Linked DNA regions of Homo sapiens: region 1 is linked to region 2. The links are chromatin contacts, found by Hi-C or POLR2A ChIA-PET in ENCODE. All regions are on one chromosome and are shown on one strand. The core of a region is the stretch at or near the end of the contact, and the rest is flanking DNA. Distances in the headings are between cores, read along the strand shown. Region 1 holds the start of ITGB1 (integrin subunit beta 1). Region 2 overlaps EPC1 (enhancer of polycomb 1).

Region 1 (2,853 bases), core at 75-2,574, 640 kb before region 2:
TAGGAACATCATTTAGCCTCTTAAGCTTGAACATCCATTAAGTGGGAAAAATAGTGCTCATTTCCTAGAGGTCTTCAGATTGGCTAATCAAGTTTTGATTTTGCTGGTAAGTAATGAGCAAATTTTCTTAGATGTGATCGCTTCATTTTCTCTTATATTGATTGGCAGCAGCCAAATGGGCATTCCAGTCCCTAATCTCCTGCAAGAGAAACACTTCTATTTCATAAATCTGGTAATTTTTGAGCTCTTTTCCCAACAGGGTGCTGCAGCTCACCAAGCGGAACCCACAGCATTTTCTGCTACCAGGATAGCAGCTTGCCAGTAGCATATACTAAATTACTGGGTTTCAGTATGATTTTGGCTGGTACAGACTTCAATCATCGAATCGACATGCGTTCAGCCATTCTCATAATGAATGTTTCCTTCTCTTTCAAACGTTGTTTCCAGCCCCAATCTCCAAATTTTTTTTTTTTAAGAGGTGAAACAGAAACTGTACTCCTTAGGAAGAAACTTTTCCTTCTCATCCCTGTTCCCCATAAAGGTACCTCCAGATAAATCTATCAAAAGCAGGACGCAACTCACCAGGTTTTCTAAAACGTTCCCCAGTCTCACCACCCTTCGTGACACCCATGGGTTTCCCAATTCTTCACCTTTCTCTTAGACACAGGCAAGCACATTATCACTCCAGAAAAGCAGTCCTGGCTTAGCCAGTTCCCTTCCAGAAGGACCACGTGGTTTTTGGCCCCATGGAGCCCTGCAGGGTAGGGGGGCTCACGGTCCCGATTTGCCTCGGGACTCAGGGGGCTTCCGAGATGCAGGATCTCCCGGGCTCGAAACGGGACATCAGTGGACAAACGGGAGCGAGGGTCGAACGCGCGGCTCCGAGGAAGAGGAACTTAAAGAACACGGGCCCAGCAGGCTACACCAGGAACGCGCGGGGCTCTAGGGCGCGTCCGACTCCTCCCGCCCTTCGCAGAGGAGGAAACTGAGGCACGGCGACTGTCTCAACGCAGTCCCGGCCCTGCCCCCCGCGGCCTCCCTCAGGCGCGCTCCCGCGCAGCCGGTTCCTTTGTCCCGGTCGCACTTCCTGCCCCATCCTCCGCCTCCTCCTAGCCCCGGGCCGGGCTGACGCGGCGGGAGAGGAATGCGTTTCCGGAGGGAGAGGGCGGCGGCGGCCTCGGGAGCGGGATCAGACGCGCAGAGGAGGCGGGGCCGCGGCTGGTTTCCTGCCGGGGGGCGGCTCTGGGCCGCCGAGTCCCCTCCTCCCGCCCCTGAGGAGGAGGAGCCGCCGCCACCCGCCGCGCCCGACACCCGGGAGGCCCCGCCAGCCCGCGGGAGAGGCCCAGCGGGAGTCGCGGAACAGCAGGCCCGAGCCCACCGCGCCGGGCCCCGGACGCCGCGCGGAAAAGGTAGGGGCCGGCGGGCCTCGGGTGTGGGAGCGCGGGCCGCGGCCTCCGGTCTCCTGTGCGCGGCAGCACTTAAAGCCGCCGGCCGGGCCGCGCCGGGACCTTTGTGCCGGGCGTGGGGGTGGGGGCGGGGGCGGGGGCGGGGGCGGCCGCCAGCGGTTGGGGGCTGGGGCAGGATTCCAGGCTAGTCCAGGAGGAAGTCCGCACGCCGCCACCCGCCTCGGGTCCCCGGCGCTGGCAGCCCCCGGGCGCAGAGCCAGCCCAGCCGCGTTCCGAACGTGAGGGTCGCCGGCCTGGGCGCTGTCACGTCGGGGCTGCCGGAGCTGCGGGGGACCGGGCCCGAACGGCCCCTGACACCTGCGGTCTCCCGCCGGGCTGGGCAAGCGCAGGTGGGAGCCAGCGAGGCCACCCGGGGCTCGGCGTTTGGGACTCGGCGCTCCCCTGGACGGGTCCGGTGCCTTTGTCTCTCGCTCCCTCGCGAGCTGCTGTCCTTGGAGCAGCGTCGAGCCAGCCGTCGGCGCCCGCGACGGGGACTGGTCTCCTCCGGCTGCCAGGAGGCGGCCCTGGGGCCAGCGCCGCGGGCGGGGGCGGCGGGAGCCGGGTAGAAGTTGGCTTAGTGGAGCCGCTGGGGACCGGGGGTGCGGTGGCGGCAGTGCAGTCCACTTCCCCGTGTTTATAAACGTCAAGAGTCGCCGGTCCCTGCCGGGCACCCCGGGACCAGGACGCATGGCCATGGCCAGCTTGTGCTCAGACCCGGTCCGCGAGCCTGAGAGCCCGGCCTGTGTCTAGTATCATTTTACCGCGTGTCATTTCTTAGGCTTCATAAATTGGATTTATGAGACTCCTACTCTCTAAGTAACTTTTATTTAATCAAATTCGTGCTTTTGAGTCCAAAACTTTGCACTCATTGGTATGATCATTAGTAAGTTGCATTCTCTAAGCTTCCGTTTCCTCATCTGTGAAATAGGAACAGTAATATCTACATTAATAATTCATTTTTATAATAATGACAGTGAGGGCCAAGTTTAGCTCTAGGCATTTTACATGTATTATTTAATTCTGGAACCGCTCTAATGAGATTGGTACTGTTTCGATTCCCATTTTCCGAGTGAAGAAACTGAGGCACAGGGAGCAAAAGTAAGTTGCCTGTGGTCATCAGGAGCTCCTGGAGAAGGCATGGGGTCTAGTTCCAGAGTCCGCGTTTAAACCACAAGTAACCTTCCTAACTATAGTTCTGAAAATCAAATGCAAAATGTAAAAAACTTAGCTTGAGAGTAGATGCTCAATGAGTATTGACTCCTTTTCAGCCCTTCTTTTATAGTAAAAAGATGTTAAAAATATCTCGGAAGATAATTGGTAACATCATTGGTAAGGTTTCTTTGGGCCAACATGCCACATGGTTAACTTAGGTGGGTAGAATTACTAGGTTATTTCGTTTTGTTTTGAG
Region 2 (3,164 bases), core at 61-2,560:
TTACCCCTAAATAGTTTCATGGATGTCGGCTGGGCACGGTGGCTCACACCTGTAATCCCAGCACTTTGGGAGGCCAAGGTGGGCAGATAACCTGAGGTCAGGAGTTCGAGACCAGCCTGGCCAAAATGGTGAAACTCTGTCTCTACTAAAAATACAAAAAAATTAGCCAGGTTTGGTGGTATGCGCCTGTAAACCCCAACTACTCGGGAGCTGAGGCAGGAGAGTCGCTTGAACCCAGGAGGTGGGGGTTGCAGTGAGCCGAGATTGCGCCACTGCACTTCCAGCCCAGGTGACAGAGCAAGACTCTGTCTCAAAGAAAAAAATATACATCTTTTCATAGATGTTTTCATCTTTTATGACGTAGACATTTTTGAAGAATACAGTTTTGACTTTTTTTAATAGAGTGACCCCATTTTAGGTTTGTCTGATGTTTTCTCATATTGAAGTTTTGCATTTCCAGCTGAAATGTCACATAAGGGATATCGTGTCCCCATGACATCACATCTGGAGGCACACAGATGCATCTGCACCTCACTGGTAATGGTAATTTTCACCATCTGGTGAAAGTATGGTCCAGTTTCTCCACAGTATAGTTACTATATTTCCCTTACAACAAATAAGCAATCTGTGGGGAATCTACATCCTTCTTGTTACTTTCTTATCTTCTGCCACTTCCAGTATGTGTGAGGCAGGTTGTTCAGGGGTCATGGAATCTCTATCAAGAATTTTTTTCCAGATTCTGACTTGCTCAGTTTTCAACTTTGTAAAGACTTCAGTTGAATCTTTATGGAGATAGGCATTTTTAAGTCACTTCTGCCTGTTTTTTATGTTACCATAGTATTACATAATCATTGTGGAAGACTTTCCAAAAGCGGGGTAGACATCCTAGTAGAATTATAAAGAAGGGAGAAGAGTTATAGATGGAGTTAGAGGCAGGGAACAGTACATATAGATGTTACTAGAAAGTTCTATTAGATGCTTATTCTAGGTGGATTAGGAAATTCAGGGGAGAAAGTGGTCAGGTGTTGAACTGGAGGAATTAGCTAGAGCTAGGTCATGAGGACCTGTTTCCCAAGGCAAGTTTGAATTTCACCAGGGAGGCAAATAAAGACCCAAAGATGAAGTGTGAGAGTTGACTTGGTCAAACTCTTAGAAAGACCAGTGGAGAGTAATGTAATACTAGAGGTTAGAAGGCCACTTGCTGCACGAACTGTGGCCGTGGGATGGAGAGTATTGAGTAATTTCTAGTCATAAAACCAATGAGAAATCTGTGCCTGATTTGGAAATGGGGAAATAAGAAGCAAAAGGGAGCTGGAAACATTGAGGCTTCTGACTTGGGTGACTGGATAGATGACAGTGAAACTTGCTGACGTAGGTCAGGAGGAGGAACAGATTTGGAGAGTCATGGAGCAGGGGTGTCGATGTTATGTGAGAGATGTCTGTGGAACATATAGTAAGGTCTTTATATACATGTCTAGAGTTCAGAATTCTGAGCTAGAAGTTAAGATTTAGAATAATCACCAGCATCCAAATGGTAGTTGAAGCCATGATACTGGATGAAATTGCAAGGGTGCGTATATACAAGGGCTAAGGACTAAGCAGTGGGACAGATTTAGTTTGTGTTATTGATTATATAAGCACTTTTAGACAGATTTAAATTAGTTCATTGCTGCTGCTGTAGGGCATTTTAGAAAAAAACAGACACATTTGTATCTGTATTTTACTGCTCTCGGGGCTGTTTTGGAGGCATAGAAATCATCAGCATAAAGATTACAACAAAAAATAACAGTTTGGGAGAGCCTTTTAAAATTTAATTTTGGGGAAATGATTCAATTAGATTGCGGCTTTTCTAAGCGTAGAAAGAGACTCTAATTTTATTCCCTTCCCGCTTACATTGTCACACATCACACTGGGCATGTAGGCTCTTAATATGTACAGCATAAACGACCTAAGCCTAAACGGATGCTAGGGGTACAAATAAGGACATGAGAGGACAGAATCAGAATGAAACTTCATGTCTGGGCCACCTGTTATTGTGCTACTCAGTCACTTGACTTTACATCCTGTTGATTTTATAAGGAAAGTAGTAAATTGGCAAATGTTTCACACTGAAGAGAAATAACAGAACTGGACTATTTTATCTGTAAAGGTCTTCCTTTTTGTATTCTAGAAATTGATTACTGAGCTTTAAGCAAGAGGATAGGTAGAGAGTAATAACCTTGTATCATTTATTTCTTGTGAAATATAATAGATATTAAATTGCTCTTTTCCTTGCCAGATACTATCTGTCCTTAAACTATTACCACAAGTATTTCAGATACAAAAGTAAAATGTGTTCATTTTAATTTTTTCTTTTCTTTTTTTGAGACAGAGTCTTGCTCTGTCACCCAGGCTGGAGTGCAGTGGCACGATCTTGGCTCACTACAACCTCCACCTCCCAGGCTCAAGCAAGTCTCCTTCCTCAGCCTCCCAAGTAGTTGGGATTACAGCCATGTGCCACCACACCCGGCTAATTTTTTTATTTTTAGTAGAGACAGGGTTTCCCTATGTTGGTCAGGCTGATCTCGAACTCCTGACCTCAAGTGATCCACCTGCCTCAGCATCCCAAAGTGCTGGGATTACAGGTTTAATTTTTTCTTTGCTTTTATGAAATGTTATCTTTGTTTCTTTATGAAATCTATTCCAAATGGTAATAGTTTGTGGACCTTAAATAACTGGTATAATTCATTGGCTCATTTATTTATTAAATAAGTATTTATTGGATACTTACATGCTTTAGGCGTGATTGTAGACCTGGGATAAAGCAAAGCAAAAAAATCTCACTCCTACCTTCAAGGATCTTATATTCTGGTGAGAAGAAACTGTCAAGTGGTCTATAAGGAAGTCACAAGTGCTAGGGAAAAATAAAACAGAGTTGGGGAACACAGTGTTCTGGGGTTCAGCAAGATTTTACAGTGAACATTTTCAAACATTCAGTAAAAGTTTTAACAATTTACAATGAGAATTTACCCATAATATACCACTAGCTAGATTCTTCCATGTTATTATTTATTTTATCACCCATGTATTCATCTCTCCATTCATCTTATTTTTTAAAGGCATTTAAAGTAAATTACACATGAGTGCATGTTTTCCTAAATACTTCAGTATGCATATCATTCATT

Evidence for each region. A loop is a pair of places that touch in the nucleus more often than their neighbours do. ChIA-PET counts read pairs that join two places held with the same protein, here RNA polymerase II (POLR2A). Pooled maps may share reads with other maps.
Region 1: a pooled map shows a loop between it and region 2 (6-fold over the local background). The contact joins the promoter of ITGB1 here to the enhancer-like site in region 2. A Hi-C loop is called at or near these places in 1 of 168 maps with a recorded cell type or tissue (sciatic nerve), 4 of 37 single-sample maps with no recorded cell type and 7 of 50 pooled maps. POLR2A ChIA-PET finds 5 or more read pairs at or near these places in 1 of 52 experiments (OCI-LY7).

Annotation. Positions count from the first base shown.
Region 1 is chr10:32,956,701-32,959,553 of GRCh38, reverse strand. ITGB1 (integrin subunit beta 1) reads left to right here and starts at 1,324. Exons shown (of 16, transcript NM_002211.4): 1 at 1,324-1,409. RefSeq lists an enhancer at 752-801 and silencers at 972-1,551, 1,622-2,071, 2,465-2,626.
Region 2 is chr10:32,316,842-32,320,005 of GRCh38, reverse strand. The region is part of intron 1 of EPC1 (enhancer of polycomb 1); the gene reads left to right. Among named protein-coding and RNA genes, the nearest start is that of EPC1, 29 kb to the left of the region's middle. RefSeq lists an enhancer at 2,128-2,187. Within about 2 kb of position 1,310, at least 9 of the 41 ENCODE cell types and tissues checked have a DNase peak (open chromatin) inside an H3K27ac peak, as active enhancers do; they include OCI-LY7, where a contact is called at or near this core.